Regions from separate parts of the Homo sapiens genome. Here all the other regions are linked to region 1. A link is a loop called in an ENCODE intact Hi-C map of the cell type or tissue named here. Cell type or tissue: heart right ventricle. All regions are shown on one strand. Region 1 overlaps PPP2R5C (protein phosphatase 2 regulatory subunit B'gamma). Region 2 overlaps PPP2R5C (protein phosphatase 2 regulatory subunit B'gamma). Region 3 overlaps PPP2R5C (protein phosphatase 2 regulatory subunit B'gamma). Region 4 overlaps PPP2R5C (protein phosphatase 2 regulatory subunit B'gamma). Region 5 overlaps PPP2R5C (protein phosphatase 2 regulatory subunit B'gamma).

Region 1 (4,000 bases):
CTGGGATTACAGGCGTGAGCCACTGTGCCCAGCCCCTTTCATCTTTTTAGCTCCAACTCAAGCTCATCTATCCAGAAACTTCAGCGAAGCTGTTTCTCACCATCTTGGACTGTGTGTCTTCCATATTTTAAATGCTTATAGCAATTACTTACTAGACCAGCGGCTGGCTGTATGCAGTTCTGTGTCATGTACACTGTGTTAGATGACCTTCGTTCCCCTGTGACTTGCCTTCCTAGCTAGATGCAGTCCTTGAAGGCATCAGTTGAGCTCGAGTCTTCTTTGATCTTGCCATATATATTAGGGCCTAGAGTCAAGAAGTATTGAGTTGGTGGGTTTTAAAAGTACTGAAAAGGAGACCTTGAAGTCAGTTAGGTTGCTGATTTTTCTGATACTGTAAATTAGCAACAACAATAAAAAACTTGTTTATTAAGAGGCTTATTTATCACTTTTTTGATCCAATAAGGGAACTCTAATGTAGAATTTTTATTCAGTGTAATTCATTTTAAATAAATAACAGTATACTAAAGCAGAAGATTATGGTACTTAGGTTTTTTTCTAATGTCTTGGGAAAATTTTAAAAAGTAGAGTATTTTGGTTTTTTTCTTAGTTTTCTTTTACATATTCAGTGGAAAAAAGTGTAGTCTCATAAGATCTTGGTTAAAAGGTCAGTGGTAAAAAGTATAGCCTCATAAGATCTTATTTTAATTAAAGCACTTCAAAATAAGATTTCCATTTAAATACAGTTATGCATCACTTAATGAGGGGGTACGTTCTGAGAGCTGTGTTGTTAGGCAATGTTGTTGTTTTGTAAACATGATGGCATGTGCTTAACACAAACCTAGGTGGTAGTCTGCTACACACCTAGGGCATATGGAATAGCCTGTCACTCCAGGCTACACACCTGTACAGCATGTCATTTAACTGAACCCTGTAGGCACCTGTAACACAATGGCAAGAATTTGTATATCTAAACATAGAAAAGATACCATAAAAATATGGTGTTACAATCTAAGGCACCACCATCATTTGTGCAGTCTGTTGTTATCTGAAATGTCATTATGTGGCAGTGACTGTAAAGGTTTCTCTGTGATCTTTTATGCTTTGTGTTTCTTAATTTATTTTGGGAATGTTTCTCAGTAGAGCATAGCTACATATATATTTAATATGTTTTATAAGATAGGGTTTGTTTTGAGCATGTCTTGTTCTGTGCGAGCACTGTGTTGAGGATTGAGGAGATAAAGACCTGTTAGGAACTGAAGTAGTGGCTGTTTCCATCATTTTTGAAGTGTAGCACCTGTTGCTTCTGGACATCCAGTGTACTTGGGAGTAACTTGGCCCCCACTCAGTTAGATCTTATTGTCCTTGAGTGGATGGGACAAGATGGAACCCATTTCATGTAAAGAGCCACCTGGAGCTTTGGGTGAGAAAATCAGATGCTTTAAAGCGTCTAGGGAGACACGGGCTTACCATAAAATTATGGAGTTCCAGAAAGCACATTGGACCCTAGGGTGTGTATCATGGTTAAAGCCAATAGATAAGATCAGCATTCCTCTCCCTCTTCAGTAAAAGCTTCGCTACGGTATATGCAATTCTAGAAAGAGCTCATCAAGCAAATGATATGAAATCTAAAATTTTCCAGTTCAAGAAAGAAGCTCAAAGTTCCTACATTAAAGCAACAGCAGGGTGAATGGCAACTTATAGCCCTGCCATGTGATGGTGGAAAGGTTTCCACCTGCATCCTTAGCGGAGCTGAGTGAGTCAGTCTGCCACCAACATGAAATGCGGTGATGTTTTCCTAAATCACAGGGAAGATTCATCTGGAATATTTCAATTCGAAGATGGGTCTCCAGTGTTTCCTTAAACACTGGGTACCTGCCAAAGGGCAGGGCACAGCGGTGTCTGGTTTAGCACAGTGTCCTCTCTAATCACCTCACACGTTCCTATCAGTATGTTGTTTTAAGCAGAGACTCTCCAGTGCTCCTGCAGTGAAGGAAGTGCTGCTTCCCAAATCCAAACAGCGTTGTCATCTTCATGTTCTCCACCTGGGGGAGTGAGAGAACAAGCCTAGAAATTAAGCTCTCCAGAAGGGGAAAAAAATGCTTTATTAAGGGCATTTGGCTTTTTCTTCATCTCGTGTGTGTGTGTGTGTGTGTGTGTGTGTGTGTGTGTGTGTGTATTTTTTTGAGACAGAGTCTCACCCTGTCGCCCAGGCTGGAGTGCAGTGGTGCGATCTTGGCTCACCACAACCTCCGCCTCCTGGGTTCAAGCTATTCTCCTGCCTCAGCCTCCCAAGTAGCTGGGATTACAGGTGTGTGCCACCACACTATCTTGTATATATTTCCTTAATATAAGATTGAGCAGCTGGGCACGGTGGCTCATGCCTGTAATCCCAGCACTTTGGGAGGCCCAGGCGGGTGGATCATGAGGTCAGGAGTCAAGACCAGCCTGGCCAAGATGGTGAAACCCTATCTCTACTAAAACTACAAAAATTAGCTGGGCTTGGTGGCAGGCATCTGTAATCCCAGCTACTCGGGAGGCTGAGGCATAAGAATTGCTTGAAAACCTGGGCGGCAGAGGTTGCAGTGAGCTGAGATCACACCACTGCACTCCAGCCTGGGTGACAGAGTGAGACTCCATCTCAACAACAACACAAAAATGGCCCCCAAGAGATTAATTTCAGATACCCTGCAGCCTGCAGGTGTTAGCTCTGACCAAGGGCTGGCATGGCCCGGTGGTAATATCAAATTACTAAGGGGCTCTGAAGGGGTTAGACCTGCCCTGGCCAAGATGTTTGTTGTTTGCTGCATATGGCTATTTTAAATTTAAATTTAAATTAATGAAAATTAAAATTATGTAAATAATTCAGTCCCTCAGTTGCACGGGCCACATTTCAAGTGCTCAGTAGCCACATGTGGCCAGCAGCTACTCTGTTGACCAGCAGATGTGGAACATTTGCAGCTTCACAGAAAGTTCTGCTGGACAGAGCTACTTCAGACCCTACCAGTATTTTCCAAAATAATTCTTATGGGAGTGTATTTAATTTAATTGAACTTATTTTGTTACCTATCAATCTTCTTAATATGAAATATCAAATTTAAGGTTAAATTTAAAGGAAGAGAAGACTTATATTGGCAAAAGAGAAGGAAGTAGATAAAATTAAGGAAAGAGGAGGGCAAGAAGAAGAGGGAATGCATGGTGAGACGAGAGGGAGGCCCTGTCTACTGCTTGGTCTGTGGTTGGCCTACACCTGATACCCACACGAGAAAGACTCCATTGCCCATAGGAGCGGGACTTGGACAGACCCAAGAGCAGTCACGACCTTTTGTCCTCCTAGTCTTTCTTTATAGACATTTTCTCTTATTTATTTATTTATTTTGGGTTCAAAACACAAAATTTATTTTGGGTTAAAAAATAAAGTAATGCGGCTGGGTGCAGTGGCTCACGCCTGTAATCCTGGCACTTTGGGAGGCCGAGTCGGGTGGATCACCTAAGATCAGGAGTTCGAGACCAGCCTGGCCAAAATGGTGAAACCGCATCTCTATTAAAAATTTTTTTTAAAAGCCGAGTGTGGTGGCATGCACCTGCAGTCCCAGCTATTCAGGAGGCTGAGGCAGGAGAATCCCTGAAACCCAGGAGGCAGAGGTTGCAGTGAGCCAAGATTGCGCCACTGCACTCCAGCCTGGGTGACAGAATGCAACTCCGCCTCAAAAAATAAATAAGTAAAAAATAAAGTAATACGGAAATCAAGGTTCTCCCTTCACCTTCCTCCCATTCTCAGACCTGCTTCACAGAGCACAGCCACTTTGTCCTGCTGATTATGAATGGGGCCACTGTCCAGAACACGGAAGCTGTGCAATGTGGCAGAGGCTGGGCTCTGGAGTCAGGTCCCCCTTCTGTCCCCTGGAGGGATCATACCCTCTCTCGGTATCATGTTCCTGTTTATCTTGGCCGATTTCTCTGACATTGCGGCTTCCCTCCAGGGGATTCCTTCATTCTCAGT
Region 2 (4,000 bases), 110 kb after region 1:
GCTCTTGCTGTGGAGGAAGCGCGAGGTAGATTTGTGGGAAGAAGGCTCTGCTCTCCCTTACCTCTCTTCACTGCCGAGCACTCATTGTGTGCCAGGGCCAGCAGGAAGATATTAAACCAAGGACTTCCCGGCCACCCAGTCATACTTGAGATAAATATTCCAAAGAAAATGTACAGCATCATAGAAGAGCTTAAAATTAGGGGCCCAATTAGGACTGTAATTATTTTGCAGCTGAGACGTAAAGGTTTAATGAGACATTTTTCACAGTTTCCAGGTAATTAATTGGTGTTGCAGTTAATAAGGTGACTGATGCGTGCTTTTCCCAGGATCCATTTACTCTCAGCAAGTGTTTGAGGACCTCCTAGGTGCCAGGCACAGTGGTAGGTGCTGGGATTGCTGTGCATTTATGTTCTCTAGATGATAGCTGAGTTCTGGTGCCATGAAAGCAGATTCAAACTCACTTTACAAATGGGGAAAGGGGTAGTATCTCCCTTTAAGACTGCTACTACGATTTTTACTATTCTACCTAAATTTTAGGTTAAGTTCATTGAGTTCATCAAAAATTCAGTTTAAGATTGTGTCTGCTTTATACATTGCTCTGCGAAGTTCCATCTTTGTAATATGATCTCATTCCACATCAAAGGTTCCTCCGTTTTTTCGGGCATTCTTCAGTGCCTTTTATTAGAGTTTTCTGCTTTCTCCATCAAGGCCTTGTAACTAGGTCAGTAATTCCCAGGCACTTTGTAGTTTTTGTGTCTGGGTAGCTGGAGTCTTCGTCTCTGTTTCTTTTTTGTATTTGCTTAATTGTTAGTGGAAAGGTGGTTGCTGTTGGTTTCATATTTTTGATATTTGCATGTGGTAGTCTAGTTGTGATGGTCTGTCTGTTGCTTCTGTTTTCCAGCTATATCATTTGCAAACAAATGACAATTTTGTACTTAAATATATATATATTGCGAAGGGGCTTAACACTTTCTGCCCTTCCCAGAAATGTATCTCTTAGCAATATGACTCGTAGAACCTAACAGTTCCATCACAGGAGGAAGTGTTCTGCAGTAACTGTAATTTGGCCTTTGATGGATTCATCTGTTATAAATCCTGTTGACATGAATAAAACAGAGAATAAATAACAGAATAACCCTTGTGGTTTTGAACAGAGAACTGTAAATAATCAAACCTTTCTTTCCTGTTGCCTCTAAAGTTAGACTGTCAGCGGTTTTTTTTTTTAATGTATCCCTTCATGTCTTAAAATTTTTATATGTTACACTGCTGCAGTTATGTTACGGCATAAATATTCACTCATTGGTAATGAATGATAACACATACAGAAAGGCTGCATGATATTGCTGAATTGTAAGAATTTTCCGTAAAGTTGCTTCTTGGGCCATTCTAGTTTACATCTAATTTAATAAATTTAGCAATTTGGAGAACATCTGCAGGACTGATGTAAGTACTGAAAGTGGAAGTGTCAGGGAGGCAGCAGAAGCAGGTGCTTCCTGATATTAACCAGAGACGGTCCTGGCACAGATGGGGCCGTGTGAATCACATGCAGACATACGTATGCACTCACGTGCGTGCCATTATTTTCATGTGGAGGTCAAACAGTCAGAAACGTTTGGGAAGTGCTGTGTAATGCTAACTGTTCGTGCATAATGTTTTCCCATTTAGTAAGTGCTGTTGCATGTGTTTTCTGTGATTCTCACCACAGCCCAATGCAAAAAATAAAAAAAGGATTTACGCTTTTTTTTTTTTTTTTTTTTTTTTTTGAGATGGAGTCTCACTCTATTGCCCAGGCTGGAGTGCAGTGGTGCAATCTCGGTTCACTGCAACTTCCACCTCCCAGATTCAAGTGATTCTCCTGCCTCAGCCTCCCGAGTAGCTGGGATTACAGGCACCCACCACCACACCCAGCTAAGTTTTGTATTTTTAGTGGAGATGGGGTTTCACCATGTTGGCTAGGCTGCTCTTGAACTCTTGACCTCAAGTGATCCACCCGCCTCGGCCTCCCAAAGTGCTGGGATTACAGGCATGAGTCACCGCGCCTGGCCTTTACCCTTTCCAATGGAGGAGAAAATTGAGGCTCAGGCAGGCTGTTTGGTCTGAGGTCCTTCTTCTAGGTGGGAAGAGGGTGTAGAGAGACTGTTTCCATGAGGCTGTGCTGCCTTTGTTGGGCAGCGTGATTCTGCGTCTGTGCCTCTGGGTGTGCGCTGGATCCGTAGGTCTCATTTGAGAGATCACAGTGACCCTGTGTGCTGCCCAGAAGACCCGGGACTCCTTAGACCTCAGAGCTTCTTTGGTGTTCACTGCATAACGTTGATGTCTTCTCTGTTTCCTCAGACCGGATCCATGCATCCAGGTAGCATGGCAGTGACATTTGCACACAGACATCAGCACCCCAGGTTTCTGTACCTGGGGCTCCTGCCCCTGATTCGCCCCTGCAGCTTTTGTGTTAAGAAATGTTGCTAGGTCAGAAACCCAAGAAGAATTTGAGGTGATAGACCGTTGGCCCTCTGTTCCTTCCCCCCGCCCCAGTATTACTTTTTACTTAACCTTTTCTAGAGATATGCACTAAATTAATGCAATGTAATGTGGTAAGAAAGGTGTGTAGAAGTTAGGAGTGCAAGTTTTTTTCCTTACACATGAGAAATGACTTTCAATCAATCAGAATTGGCCTGGAATGAACCTTCCCGGACCTAGGTCGGTCATCAGTCAAGGACGCTGTATCAGTCTGCTCAGGCTGCCGTAAGAAAATACCACAGGCTGGTGGCTTAAACCACAGAAATGTGTCTTCTCTCCATTCTAGAGGCTGGAAAGTCTAAACTCAAGGGTGTAGCAGGGTTTGTTCCCTGCTGAGGGCCTTTTCTGGCTTGCAGACGGCCACTGTGCCCTCCCATGGCCTTTGCTCCGAGCAAGTGCAGAGAAGGCGAGTGTGAGCCTTCTACCATCCCTCCTTACAAAGACACTAATCCTGGAGGGCCAAGGCCCCACTTATGACTTCATTCACCCTTCATTATTTTCTCTGAGGACCCATCTCCAAATCCAGCCACACCAGGGTTTAGGTCTTTAACATGAATGTGAGGAAGGGAGGCCACAAGCATTGAGTCCATGACAGACACTGAAAAGAGGACATTGTGTTCAGAGCAAGCCATCTGAGTCACCTTGCAGGCCCTCAGCTCAGCATCAAGGATTCAGTGAGTGTGCAGGTGTTTGAGACGGGGCCTAGCTGCTGGGCTGACTGTCACTGTGCGGGAGAGCTTCAACTGGAAACCCTAATCACTAGCTTTCCTGCTAGTAGAAACCACCAGTTTACTTAGGAATCTCAGCTGACTGGGTGCCTCAGTCAGGGCTGTGCAGAGAAACAGCAGGAGAGACAGAGATTGAGATCTCAAGGACTTGCCTTCTGCAGTGGGTGAGTCCAGCGGGCAGGTCTGGACTCCGTGGACAGGCAGCGGGCACGAGACTTGGCCGTGGTGGACACTGCAGGCCGCAGGTGGACTCTCCTCAGAGAAGCTGCAGTTTGGGTCTCACAGGCCTCTCAGCTGACTGGTTGAAGCCCCCACATTCTCAAGAGTGATCGCTACTTGAAGTCCATTGATTATAGGTGTTAACCACATCTATAAAATGCCTTCACAGGAACACCCACAGCAGTGTTTGGACAGCTGGGCACTGTGGCCTAGCCGGGTTGACACATACGGCCAGCTGGCACAGTCGGGGACATTTTACTTTTTTTCAGTTATCGCCTTTAACCACGATGGGTGAAATCACACTTTCCTGTGCCTAAATAACATCTTAGGCAAGTTGGTTAACTTCTTAGTCATCCCTGGTCACAGAAATCCAATCTAGGTTAAAGCTTTCATCTCAGACCCTCTGCAAATGGCATCTAAGCCGCACCCCAGGCAGCCTGGCCAGGGAGGGACATGCTGTGGGAGAGGAGGGGAAGCAAGGGTGGCTCCGAGCCCCTCTTGCCCGCCCTCCCCCGGGGCTTTGAGCAGAACCCAGAGCA
Region 3 (4,000 bases), 120 kb after region 1:
TAAGAGTTTGGCTTGGAACTGGTGCAGAGTGACTTCTGCCCTTTGTGTTGGTCAGAGCAGGGCACAAGGACAGCCCAGCTTCAGAGGAAGGAGAAATAGAGTCCACCTCTTCCCATGAGGCCAGAATACATCATACAGGCAGGAAAGGCATTTAGAATCCTTTCTGGAGACTTCTATAGCCAGCAGGTTCCCAGCTTAGTGTCTGGGGGGTCTGATTCCCTTTCTGCTGAAAGAGTGAGAAACACTCTCTCCGGCTCCCAGGGATCTCTGTTTCCCTCCCAGGGTGTCCCTGTTTGTCTCCCGCTGGAAAAGGAAGAAGGAAAAGAACTGTCCTTATTTCTTCTTTCTTCTGCCTACATCAAAGCAGGTTTAAAAAATTAGAAATTAAGAATTTATCAGTAAGAATGTAGTAATGTTGATTTAGGAAAACAAAATGGCTTATAACTGCAAGCCATCCTTATGTAAATGTTAAAGCTGATGGATCTAGACCAGAAGGGGTCCAGGGGTCTTTGTCTCGGAGAGGCCCAGATCACAGCTCTCCAAGGTCCATGCGAGAGGAATAGTAAACTGAAGCCACACGGCTGCCGTGTATGCAAAGGGAGCCTGCAGGGTGAGTTTCGTAAATTAAAGCACCTCTCGGTGTAGACACACACAGACTGACTTCTGCTTGGTCACAGCTTCCAAGCCTCAGGGTAGGTGCAGGCTGAGGGACACCAGGTGCGAGCATTTTCTGTTTCTTGTCATGGCACCAGTGTCGTTCCTGTCACCCACGGCACTGAGCTCTGCCCTGGTAACGTCCCTCCCTCCCTCTTAGGCTTTGGCCACCTGCATTGTTGTGCTACTGGGTCTCCCTGCTAAAGGTTCTGCTTCCTGGTTCCTGCAAGAGCAGATCTCAGTTTTTCTGTTGTGTTGTTTTGTTTTGTTTTGTTTTGTTTTTTGTTTTGAAACAGGGTCTCTGTTGCCCAGGCTGGAATGCAGTGGCGCCATCTCAGCTCACTGCAACCTCCATCTTCCAGGTTCAAGTGATCCTCCCACCTCAGCCTCCCACATATGTGGGATTACAGGCATGTGCCACCATGCCCGGCTAATTTTTATATATTTAGTAGAGGTGGAGTTTTGCCATGTTGGCCAGGCCCGTCTTGAACTCCTGACCTCAGGTGATCCACCTGCTTCAGCCTCCCAAAGTGCTGGGATTACAGGCATGAGCCACTGTGCCCGGCCAGATTTCGGCTTTTCTAAGCTGGCCTTCCAGCCTCTCCATGCATCTTGCCCACCCCACTCCACGGCACAGACCTTTGTTCCAGCCAAACGAGTTCTTCTCCCTCTCCACACTGCCATATAAAAAAAAAAAATCTGTGAAAATCCTCCTTCAGTACCCAATTCAAGCACCACCTCTCAGTGCATTCTGATGTTTGGGAACATAGAAATGTTAAGACCCATTCTTGAAAAATATTTCACATCTGTGGATGTTAAGGTCACACTATTTCATTTGTTTCAAACAAAGTGAACGAAATTTCAGAGTTGAATTTTTTAATCTTCTCAAACTTATTTTTGGCTTAGAGCGGTCTCTAATCAAATGGTTTTCATCTGATGGGCAGGGATCTTTCAGACCCTCTCACTGCATGCAGGATACCCCTCGTGGACTGCTCTAGACCAATCCCAGGTGCACGAGGCTTGGGGCAGGAGAGGCTTCTTTGTTTCTGTAGGAGCCCTTTGCGGGGAGGACATTTTCCTGTTTCCTAACATGTCCCTGTTCCCTCTCTTTGTGCCCGGTTTATTCAGCAGACGTGTTTTCAGCATCAAACAGATGCCAGGCTTGCTCCTAGCCCTGGGAACATAGTCACGAGAAGTCCTTGGCCCTGTCTTTGCAGTGGCCCCATCTGGAGGGAGACAGGCTGGCACAGAGGGTAGGGTGCGTGTCCTGGGGCTCCCCTAGAAGCAGGCGCAGTGGACAGAGATGTCTCAGAGGAAGGGAGCTGGGTCTGTCGCAGATGGGTGCTTCAGAAAGATCGCACCTGAGACAGCACGGAGGATGCGTGTGGGTGTCAGTGGGGAACTGGGCAGGTAGAATAAGAGGAGTTCAGGAATCACTTCTACCCTTTGCAGGAACTGTGCTAAATATTGCGGGCTTTAAAATTAAGTAAGACATTGGCCTATGTTGAAATACAGCAAAAACGTAAGATGGATTAATGAACGAGTAAAAGATGGATGAACAGATGTGCGTGTGATCAAGCAGATGGAGCACATTGCTCGTGGTCGAATCTGGTGGTTGAAATGGGTGTTCACTGTAGAATTCTTTCCGTTTTCCTAGATGCTTGAAATTTTCCAAAATAAAATATTGAGAAAAAAATTCGTGCAAGACCAAGTTCTCTGCCCTCGAGGCATTTACAGCTGCAGGCCTTGAGGAGTTTCTTTGGTTCCTGAAGGGCTGCTTGCTCACCACGAGCAGTGTTTGCACAAATAGATGCGCTTCTTGTTGCCTGGCTCCATGGCTCCTCCTAGAGCATTGTTTTCTTATTCAGGTTAGTTCAGTGTCTAATTCTAATGGGAAAATTGTTTTTTCTAGGTTTATTTATGAAACAGAGCATCATAATGGCATAGCAGAGTTACTGGAAATATTGGGAAGGTAAGCCTCTGTTATGGGTAGCAAACGGCTGTAGATGGAATTTATACCAGAGTGATCCATTTCATTGAGTCCAGCTGCCCGCTTTAAAGCAAGGCAGTTTAAACCATTCTCTAAAAGAATTCAAATACAATTTCACTGAAAGCAGGAGTTGGTGAGCTCTTAGATTAGAGCACGCCAAATGACAAATCTCTCCCATTTTTATGGTTCTGTACGTAGATTCTACTTCGTATACCTCAGTATCATTACTATGGAAACACAATTCCAGTTATTTCCTCAAGAGCAATGTTAAAAATAGTTAACCTAAGAAGGTTTATATTAGAAGCTTGAAAGAAGAATAGATTGTACATTTGGGGTATCATGTAAATGCTAATATTTTTAATTACTTCAGTTTTTTATATGTATATTTATAAAATAATTAACATTTCAAAACTTTCATCATCTTTATCCAAGTAAAGTTTTTAGTTGCCCTTTTTTTTTTTTTTTTTTTTTTTTCTTTTTGAGACTCTTGCTCTGGCACCCAGGCTCAAGTACAGTGGCACGATCTCGGCTCACTGCAATCTCTGCTTCCCTGGTTCAAACGATTCTGCTGCCTCAGCCTCCCGAGTAGCTGGGACTACAGGTGCCCGCCACCATGCCTGGCTAATTTTTGTATTTTTAGTGGAGATGGGGTTTCACCATGTTGCCCAGGCTGGTCTCGAACTGCTGGCCTCAGGTGATCTGCCCGCCTCACCTCCCAAAGTGCTGAGATTACAGGCATGAGCCACCACGCCCGGCCACTTTTATTTAATTGATAACCCGTAGATTTTATATTAGACCTTCTAACCCACTGTTTCCCAGAGTTCCTCAGGGTCCCATGGTTAGTAAGTGTGGAAGTGCTTTTTCCTGCACCTTTTTAGGGATGTAGTGTAGATGGGCAGTTCCGGGTTCTCAGGAGCCTGTGGTGGAGAAGTCTGGCACTCTGGATGGATCTAGTGACGCTCTGCAGCTCCTGAGCACAAGACTCTCTTCTCAGGGTGGATCAGGTCCTGCCCAGTAGTTCTGAGAAAAGCTATTCTTGCCACTTTAGATGTAATTTGAAAAAATGTCCTCGCTGACAATTCTTTTAGTTTAGACAAACTTGGGCGGGGTTTCTCCCTCAGTGCAGTGCAGTGAGTGGTGAAGAGGATGCCTCTCTTACTAGATGTGTGACCATGGGCAGGTACTTCTGTAAGATAGGCGCATCCTCGCATTTCCCTCCTAGGTTGTTGCAGGGACCGGAGCGCTGTATGACATGTGTTCCACAGCCCGCCATGCCGTGTGCGTAGGGCCCCCGTGTGCATAGGGCCGCCGGGCAGCTCCCGCCGAGAGGCTGATTAGTTTTATCCTTCTTCCAGA
Region 4 (4,000 bases), 160 kb after region 1:
ACGCCAGCAGTTCTCGTTTTGTTTGTTTTTCAATCTCAGTGAAATGGCTCTTTGCTTTCGAGTTCTCACGCAACGTACTGGGCAAATGACAATCCTCAGCCGCTGGTATTTTCTAAGGGGTCTCTTCACTTTGATGAGTGACATGAACACCGTGTCTCCTTCTCTTGTGTGTACCTAAAGCCATATTTCCAAGTCTGTGGTACTCCAGGATTCCAGGAGTAAGCCTGTAGAAGAGATTTATTTTAAAAGAGATTGCTCTGAAATTTATCTTAAAAGAGCTTGCTCTGTCTACCTTGACAGAAATTGGAGTTTTAAAATTATGTGTTAATATTTTTATTTGCAGATTTCGTTTCCGTCAACTTAAACATTGTTGCCCTTCAACAAGGCTCTTGAATTAATAAAATTATAGTCTCTAAGAATTCCACATTTTATGGAAAGTTAGAGCAAAATCATTTTGAGTTAAGCCAGTTCTTAGCCTAATGCAAACTGCAGCGCCTTTAAGCATAAAGTAACACAACAGCATTGCACGGGGCCGGCACTGCCGCTGCCTTCACTGAAGGCTGCAGTGCTGTTCTGAGAGCTTGGAGGAGGCACCAGCGAGGATGACGTTTAGTGGAGCTCTTTCTGTTGAAAAGAGCTCACGTTATCAACACCTTGTAAGGAAAATACAGTGTCTGAGTTTTCATCGGTCTTCACATGCTGCTATATATTCCACAGAGTTCCTTGCATGTACTGAGCTTTTGTTTTAGATGGAATAGCACAAGGAGAAAAATCTTTAAACTTAGTGCTTTGTCTATTCTTTATTTCTCTCAGGGTGGCCAGTATTTTGACTTATTTATCCTGCTTGAAAGCTACTTGAGATGTGTACTGCTATTCTAAACACGTGATCTAGTTTCTTTCATCTCTGGCATAAGATTATATAACTTAATGTTAAGTGTCTTGAGGCATAAAAGACAAAATGTGGCTTATTTTAGGATCTGTTTTTTCATCGAGGTCTCGGGTATCCTTTCAAAGATAGTGAGAAGCAGACACTGCTCCTTGTGCAGCTCTGGTACCTCCTGCCCACTGCTGTCACTTCAAGCCACTGGCAATGCTTCTGTCCTCGTGTCTTGGAGGAAAATCACCTGGGGGGAGGGGACTTCTTGTGGTAAGAGCAAGTGCAGGTATGAAATGCGAAGATTGCCCCAGCTAAAAGTGGACAAGTCCGCTTTGTGAGATGAATACTTCCTGAGAAACTTGACAAGTATCTCTCCATTTTACCATTATGAAAACTATCATTAAAAAAAACAGTTTAGATGCCTTCTCCTTTTGAGGGAAAAAGGGTGCTTTTTATTGTATAAAGCAGCGTCTTATGTATTTTGATATACCATTGTTTGAACTTCCGTCTTTAGCTGATAGATTCTCAAATATCCTTGATTTTGGATGTTCAGTATGTTTGTGAGAGAGGTTTCTGGGAAGACTCTCTTTTTGCCCTCGGGAAAAAGCAAAATATCAATGTTTGGGTGACTGTGTAAAGCTCAGTGTGTAAGAACATCTTTTTGTCTAGGTTTTCTTTCTGCTCTTTATTGAAGACAAACACTCACCAAAAAGAAAAATAAAAGTTTTCAGAGAAACTAATTTTCTTTGGCAAGAGTATTACTTAATATTTTGGCCTCCTAAAGTTTCCCTAGTTAGTACTCGGACTCCTGTGCTAATTGTCAGCTTACATATCATTGTATAGAGACTGTTTATTCTGTACCAAACTGATTTCAAAAGTACTACATTGAAAATAAACCGGTGACTGTTTTTCTTCATAAAGTTCTGCGTTTGGCATCTTCACTCTTTCCAAAATGTATCTGTACATCAGAAATGTCACTATTCCAAGTGTCTTTTTAGTGTGGCTTTAGTATGGCTTCCTTTTAATATTGTACATACATTGTATCTTTGTTTTATGGTAATAAGTAATAAAAATGTAGACTTCATATTTTGTACAAAATGTCCTATGTACAGAATAAAAAAGTTCATAGAAACAGCAAATATAGGTAAGTGGCACAATTATTTTTCTTTAGAAAATATCTGTAACTTTATGCATTAGTGAAATGTTAAGTACCGACATATTTTTTAACATTTTGTAATTCAAAACTTTTTGTTTTGACATTGTTTATGAAGAGAAACTTCATACACTTGCCATTTAATATGCTCTTTTATCTAATTTTCAAAAACTCTAAAAAACGGTGTATCATATGGACTAAATAAAGAACATGTGAATTTTATTGCTCATCATGAAACTAAATTTAGCCATGGTGTTGAGCAAGCTGGCTCTGACGTTATCGGGTTCCCGTTAGGTCAGGGCCGCCCACACACAGGGACGCTGACTGCAGAGGGGCTGGCCATCTCCATCCAGCCCGCCTGGAGCGCTGGCTGCGCCAGATGCTAGCCACAGCTGTTCAAAGCTAAGTCTATCCACTGATTTTTTTACTTACTTAGTGGAAAAGGCAGTGTGACTTTTTATAGACCGCCTCTTGGTTTGGTTTGGGTTTTGGGGCTTTTTTTGAGTAAGAAAAGGTGAATCAATACAATTTATAGAAATGAAAGTCTTGAAAATAGGGAATTGCTGAAAGTATGAATTTAGGATCCTAGTTCGCCCACCTCCTCCTCAGTGGAGAGATCATTATCCTCGCTGATGCTCTTGCGAGAAGCCCATGGAAACAGGACTAAAGTGTTATCTGCTCGTGTCGTGGTTATAACCTCACCTCTCCATAGCTGCGTGTGGTCAGCACGCCGGCTGGCGTGGGAGGGCAAGCTCTGTGCTTAGCTTCCTTCTCTACCCAGTGGCGTCTGTGCTCCCTTCGCACTGACAGAGGTGCAGACGCCGTCACTCTGCAGCTGGGGGCACGTGGACGAGGCTGAGACCCAGGCAGAGTGTGGCCTTCGCCCAAGGGTCCGGTAACTTTGCTGGCTGTTTCGAAGAACCGCACATGCCCCACTTCCACCTAAAAGTGGACTCGCCAGCCAGAAGACTTCACATCCTGCACCGCTACTCACGTCGATGTTTCCGCAGACTAGATGCTCGCCCGCTGCGGTCCTTATCCCTCATCTTAAAATTGGAGGAAACCTGGTGTTTAGTAACTTCCTACAGCACGAGAGTTCGAGAGGACTCACTCACAGAGGCATGCTGCGATTTCAGCCCAGCTGCATGCTGCTGCTATTTTGGGGTAGCAAGAAGCATAAAGGCAAAACTGTACTGGCTTCGTGTCTCCTTCCGTGAGGGTTGGCAGCACCCATCAGCAGTAATGACAAGGAGAACTCATATTTCTTAGCACTGCCTTTATGCCAGGAGCTGTGGTGGGTGCCTCATTTCCCTGGGTTAATTTACTTAGTTCTCACAACCCACCAAATAATTTACTACTATTATCCTCATTCACAAATGAGGAAACTGAGGCACACAAAGGTGAAGTCACTTGACCGAGGTCACACAAATATTGAGTGGAGCCAGGTTTCGACCCAAGCAGTGTGGCCTGGGGTCCAAGCCCCGACCGTCATGTTACATGGTGGAAATGCCTTCTAGATGGGCAGCATCATGGGTGACGGTGAACACAGGTGAGGGCCTGGGGACATGCCCGCAGCACCACGCCAGGCCATAAGGAACACACCCAGGTGGACAGTGTGAAGTTACGGTATTGTCAACCTAAAGGAAGAAACTGAGACAAATTAATATAGGGAGAGGCCAGGCCCCACGGCTCATGTCGGCAATCCCAGCTACTCAGGAGGCTGAGGTGGGAGGATCACTTGAGCCCAACAGGTTGAGACTGCAGTGAGCCGTCATCTCACTACTGCATGCCAGCCTGGGCGACAGAGCAACACCTTGTCTCAAAAAGAAAATACAGGGAGAGAGCTTATTTGGGCCAAGGTTGAGAGCTGCGGCCTAGGAAACACTTCCAAGTTGCCTTGAGAAATGCTCTGGGGGAGAAAAAGAGAGGCTTCTGCATTTAAAGGAAAAAGGACGGATCAGGAAAGGGGC
Region 5 (4,000 bases), 72 kb after region 1:
GTCAGTCCTCACCTGAGGAGGTGGGGCGAGGAAAGGGGGTTGCCCACGGTCACTGTGGTGTTGGTGTTCTTTTTGAAACGAAACCTTCCAGTCGCAGACACAAAAGCCGTAGAGAGTAAGGCAGAGGATCGGCCATGCTTCTGGGAGGCAGGGGAGGGGAGCACCTGTCAAAGGGGACCCTTTGAGGCCAACTGGGGCAGTGGGGCCAGGTCAGGGAGCAGGGCTCCAGGGCCAGGTGGACAGCCAGGAGGCTGGAGTCGTGCAGTCCCTCACAGGCTGCCCTAGGCTTAGTCTGGAAGGTGGGGAGCGCCTCCTCCTTCAGAGACCACTGAGCTCTCAGCTCCCCATGGAGCTTCTTGGCACCTGATTTCTAGTGCCACCTTTTGCGGCTCCTGTGGAGAGTCCAGCTCACGGAGGCCCCCCAGAGCCCTCGTTATACCTGCAGGTTCCCCCCACCAAACCCTGCTGTGTCAGGAAAACAGAAGTTCAGTGGCAGCGCAGACTTATGGGTAGAGAAGGGTCCCCTGTCTTTCAACACTTACCCAAACACTAGAATGTTACTCATTTCCATGAATAATAAAAATATCAAATCTTTAGGTGACGTATCTTCTCCAGTGGAAAAATGAACCTTTTAGCTGGTAAACCTCTTGAATAACCGGCCAGCCATATTACAGTCGTGTTACTTAGGGAGTGTGATATGATGGGCCCTTTGAGAAAGCGATCGAAAGCCAAGGTTTCCGGGTGCAGCCTGCCCCCTCAAGTCCCCACTGAAACAGGAGGAGAGGGCAGGAGCGCCCGTGGGCTCTCAGTGGCTACGTTGCTTGTTGGTTTGCTTTCCTGCCTGGTGAGCGGCCACTGGAGCATCCTGAGGAAAGGGGAGTGAGGAGCAAGCTGGGGTTCGGCCCCAACCGGGGTGCTCTGCGTGCACTCATCAGGGTCCCCACCCAGGTGTGCTGGTGACAGGCATGAGGGTACTGTACTGGGGAGCTGTGAGTCACCACCTGAGGGGCGCCTGCTTCTATCCCAGAATCATCCTCCAGGTCATGCATCTATGTCCAGCCCTTCCCAGGTGTGGTCAGTCCCCTGAGAGCAGCGTGGCCGTGGTGCCTGCTCACACCTGGCATGGGTAGACCAGCCTTAGCTCGGGAGGGCATGGATGGGAGTGATGTGTCTTTTTTCTTTTTTTTTTTTTTTTACTTTATTAAAATACTGAGTTTTATTTCGCATGTATTTTTTTTATCTCCCCACCATTTCCGTGTCTGATCACCGCTACTACTATGTCCTATCATACTTACTTAAAACCATACATACTTAAAACCAAGCAGAGAGTGGAGTTCCATCTTTAATAACTAAACAGGCATTTTGGGCTGGGCACAGTGGCTCACACCTGTAATCCCAGCACTTTGGTAGGCCAGAGGGGAAAGATTGATTGAGCCCAGGAGTTCAAGACCAACCTGGGCAACACAGCAAGACTCTGTCTTCTACAAAAAAATAAAAAGATTAGCCAGGAGTGGTGGCATGTGCCTGTGGTTCTAACTGCTTGGGAGGCTGGGGTGGGAGGATCGCTTGAGCCCAGGAAGTTGAGGCTACAGTGAGCTGTGATCACACCACTGCACTCCCGCCTGGGTGACAGAGCAAGACCCTATCTAAAACAAACTGGCATTTGGGAACAACATATTCTTGGCAATGGAACCTGGACAGCATTGATCAAACATGGTAGGGAAAGTTCTCATTCTGCATTATAAAAAGGACTGCCAGATATCAACTGTTAGAGATACGAAATAAGATGGAACATTTTTAACTGTTTATTTTCTTAAAGAGACTTCCTGCCCTGCCAGAGATCTTGAATAGCCCCCTAGTCAGTCATCCAGAAGCCATTCACATAATTGATTTTCTTGGCTTCCACTCTGAAAAGAGAACCACCTTTTGCTATACTTGGCTGCATGTTTGCTTTAATGTCTTCTGCAGAACTAGGTTCTTCTGGTGTTTTAGGAGTATTTTCCTATTTTTTGAAGGATTCCTGACCTTTTCTTGACATTGGTGACTTGGAGTCTTTTCCATTCTGGTTTGATTGTTGTGCATGATTGGGTAGAGTATCTCGTATAGATTTCTTCACTGGAGATTTGTCTTCAGTTTCCTTATCATCATCATCATCATCTTCAGCAACAGCAAATTTTACTTTTTTCTGTGGAACCTTGCTGCCACCTCCAGGGGGAGATCGCTTTCCAGATATTCTGAAGAGTTTCACATCCTCCTGTCTCTGACTCTGCATCTTCCTCCCCAGCTACTAAGTGCCATCCATTGATACACACGGGCCCTGAACCACACTTCACCCACAACGCCACAGGTGGTGGTATTTCATAGCCCAAGGGAAGCCCTTGGCTGTACAGATGTTTTCAAAGCCATCAGTGTTACCGTAATCGGACTACCTTCATCATTCATTGCCTCTGCTTCAACAATGCACAATTCATCCTTTGCCCCTACGATCATTCTTAAAGATAGCTAGTGCTCATTTTCATCATCATCCATCTTAAAGTGATTATCTGTTTTTGGTGTTTTTTTTGTTTTTTTTTTTTTTTTGAGTTGATGGCCAGGTGAGGTGGAGGCCAGAACGCAAAGTAGGTTAATACCAATACCAGGTAACTAATTCGAATCTTAGAGAGTGGAACGGTGGGTATTTGACAAGTTCGAGGAGGCTGGCAGCTTGCGGGAGGGGCCGGAGCGGTCTGGCACTGGTTTCTCTCTGTCTCACCTCCCCAGAGATTGGACACACACGTGCACACAGTTCTGATATCGTGGTTTCTGGCACGTGACATGGTACCCGTGTTGCTCTGTGGCCCTGATCCCCCGGCTGCCCCTGCAAGGCTGGAGCTCCGGCAGCACCGCAGGGCCCGGTAGGTCCTGGCACACAGGCCGCATGCTCATTGGGTTGTGTCTGTCACCGACCCTCCCTGCTGTCATCCCCGGGCTGGACGTCATTTGAAGGAAGAGCCAAGTTTCAGCAAGAGTTCGTGTCTAGAAGGAAGCACTTGAACCTCCTCTGTCTGAGACATGGAGAAAGGAAGTAGAGAACATAAAAAGGGCCTGGAAAAGTGTGTGTATTTTCAGTGTATCTTTTTCACACCTCTACACTGCTTTGTCTGCTGGTAAACATATTGAAGGTTCTGGAATCAATTTCAAGATGGAATTGAAAAGAACTTATTACATCTTCTTGTCAAATGTTAAGAGCTGTTACTTTTCCTGAGACAGTACCTGCCTTTGTTCTTTGGATAAATGAGCTACTGCATTGTTGGAGCTTCTTGTCACCAGGTGCAGTAATATTGTTAACATTCAGTATTTCACCAGTCATGCTAGTGAAAGTGGAAGATGAAGCGATAACGGGCTGCACGAAGGGTGTTGAGCATTTAGTAATCAGTGCCCTGGGTGCCTGTTCTCCCCAAGGCTTTCTAGAACTAGAGTCCTATGTGGGAAATATGGCCTGTATCTGGAAATAATGCTGTGCTGGATTTATATCTTTATCCCTAGGAGTTTGTTTGACCTGTCTCAACCTTTCCCTGTTTAAAAAAAAAAAAAAATTGAATCTTCCAATTCAGCTAACACCGTTGAATTCCTCTTGTTGCCTGCAGCCGGAGTGAAGGTTCATTCTGAATGTGCATGTGTGTCCACAGGAGATTTTACAGCTGAGGAACCTGAGGCTGAGAATAATTTCATGACTTTACCATGTTCTGATTTGGCAGAGTCTGAACCGGGAGTCAGTTTGTTCTTCCATATGACTCCCTTTACTGAAAAATTCACTGAAGAGCTTTTCCGAGGAAAGCAGCCTCTCCTGGCCTTTGCCTATTTCAGCCTGACTTCTCTCCATCCGGGGCGCCTCTCCACTCCACTCCACCCCACCCTTCCCCACCCATTCCCTGGTAGAAGCTGCCAGTCTTCATGGGCGGAAAGCATGAATGAACTAGAATTTAGCTTCAACCACTGCCTTTTGAAATGAAAAATATCT

What was found. Hi-C counts contacts between places; a loop is a spot of excess contacts. Peaks named below come from ENCODE experiments on the same cell type or tissue, not always from the same donor. Only the 100,000 strongest peaks of a DNase experiment are listed, where the experiment ranks them.
Region 2: it touches region 1 in a loop (2.9-fold over the local background); 29 of 110 quality-filtered maps call a loop at or near these places.
Region 3: a loop joins it to region 1, with 3 times the contacts of the local background. A loop is called at or near these places in 46 of 110 quality-filtered maps.
Region 4: a loop joins it to region 1, with 3 times the contacts of the local background. A loop is called at or near these places in 10 of 110 quality-filtered maps.
Region 5: it touches region 1 in a loop (2.9-fold over the local background); 36 of 110 quality-filtered maps call a loop at or near these places.

What each region holds. Positions count from the first base shown.
Region 1 is chr14:101,769,090-101,773,089 of GRCh38, forward strand. All of the region lies in intron 2 of PPP2R5C (protein phosphatase 2 regulatory subunit B'gamma), which reads left to right. Among named protein-coding and RNA genes, the nearest start is that of PPP2R5C, 9.4 kb to the left of the region's middle. In heart right ventricle, a CTCF peak has its summit at 2,015; a DNase peak (open chromatin) is centred at 1,949; H3K27ac peaks cover 622 bases.
Region 2 is chr14:101,875,204-101,879,203 of GRCh38, forward strand. All of the region lies in intron 4 of PPP2R5C (protein phosphatase 2 regulatory subunit B'gamma), which reads left to right. Among named protein-coding and RNA genes, the nearest start is that of DYNC1H1, 87 kb to the right of the region's middle. RefSeq lists a silencer at 828-897 and enhancers at 1,218-1,287, 3,506-3,655. In heart right ventricle, no CTCF peak of the experiment used is centred here; a DNase peak (open chromatin) is centred at 1,538; H3K4me3 peaks cover 549 bases; H3K27ac peaks cover 4,000 bases.
Region 3 is chr14:101,887,671-101,891,670 of GRCh38, forward strand. PPP2R5C (protein phosphatase 2 regulatory subunit B'gamma) reads left to right here. Exons shown (of 16, transcript NM_001352913.2): 8 at 2,567-2,626. Among named protein-coding and RNA genes, the nearest start is that of DYNC1H1, 75 kb to the right of the region's middle. In heart right ventricle, a CTCF peak has its summit at 2,500; no DNase peak of the experiment used is centred here; H3K27ac peaks cover 139 bases.
Region 4 is chr14:101,925,726-101,929,725 of GRCh38, forward strand. PPP2R5C (protein phosphatase 2 regulatory subunit B'gamma) reads left to right here. Exons shown (of 16, transcript NM_001352913.2): 16 at 1-2,252. Among named protein-coding and RNA genes, the nearest start is that of DYNC1H1, 37 kb to the right of the region's middle. RefSeq lists enhancers at 2,364-2,864, 2,865-3,365. In heart right ventricle, no CTCF peak of the experiment used is centred here; DNase peaks (open chromatin) are centred at 2,346 and 2,940; H3K27ac peaks cover 3,553 bases.
Region 5 is chr14:101,841,579-101,845,578 of GRCh38, forward strand. The region is part of intron 3 of PPP2R5C (protein phosphatase 2 regulatory subunit B'gamma); the gene reads left to right. It also overlaps the pseudogene NPM1P20. Among named protein-coding and RNA genes, the nearest start is that of PPP2R5C, 82 kb to the left of the region's middle. RefSeq lists enhancers at 2,110-2,259, 2,900-2,999. In heart right ventricle, a CTCF peak has its summit at 2,245; a DNase peak (open chromatin) is centred at 2,270; H3K27ac peaks cover 2,645 bases.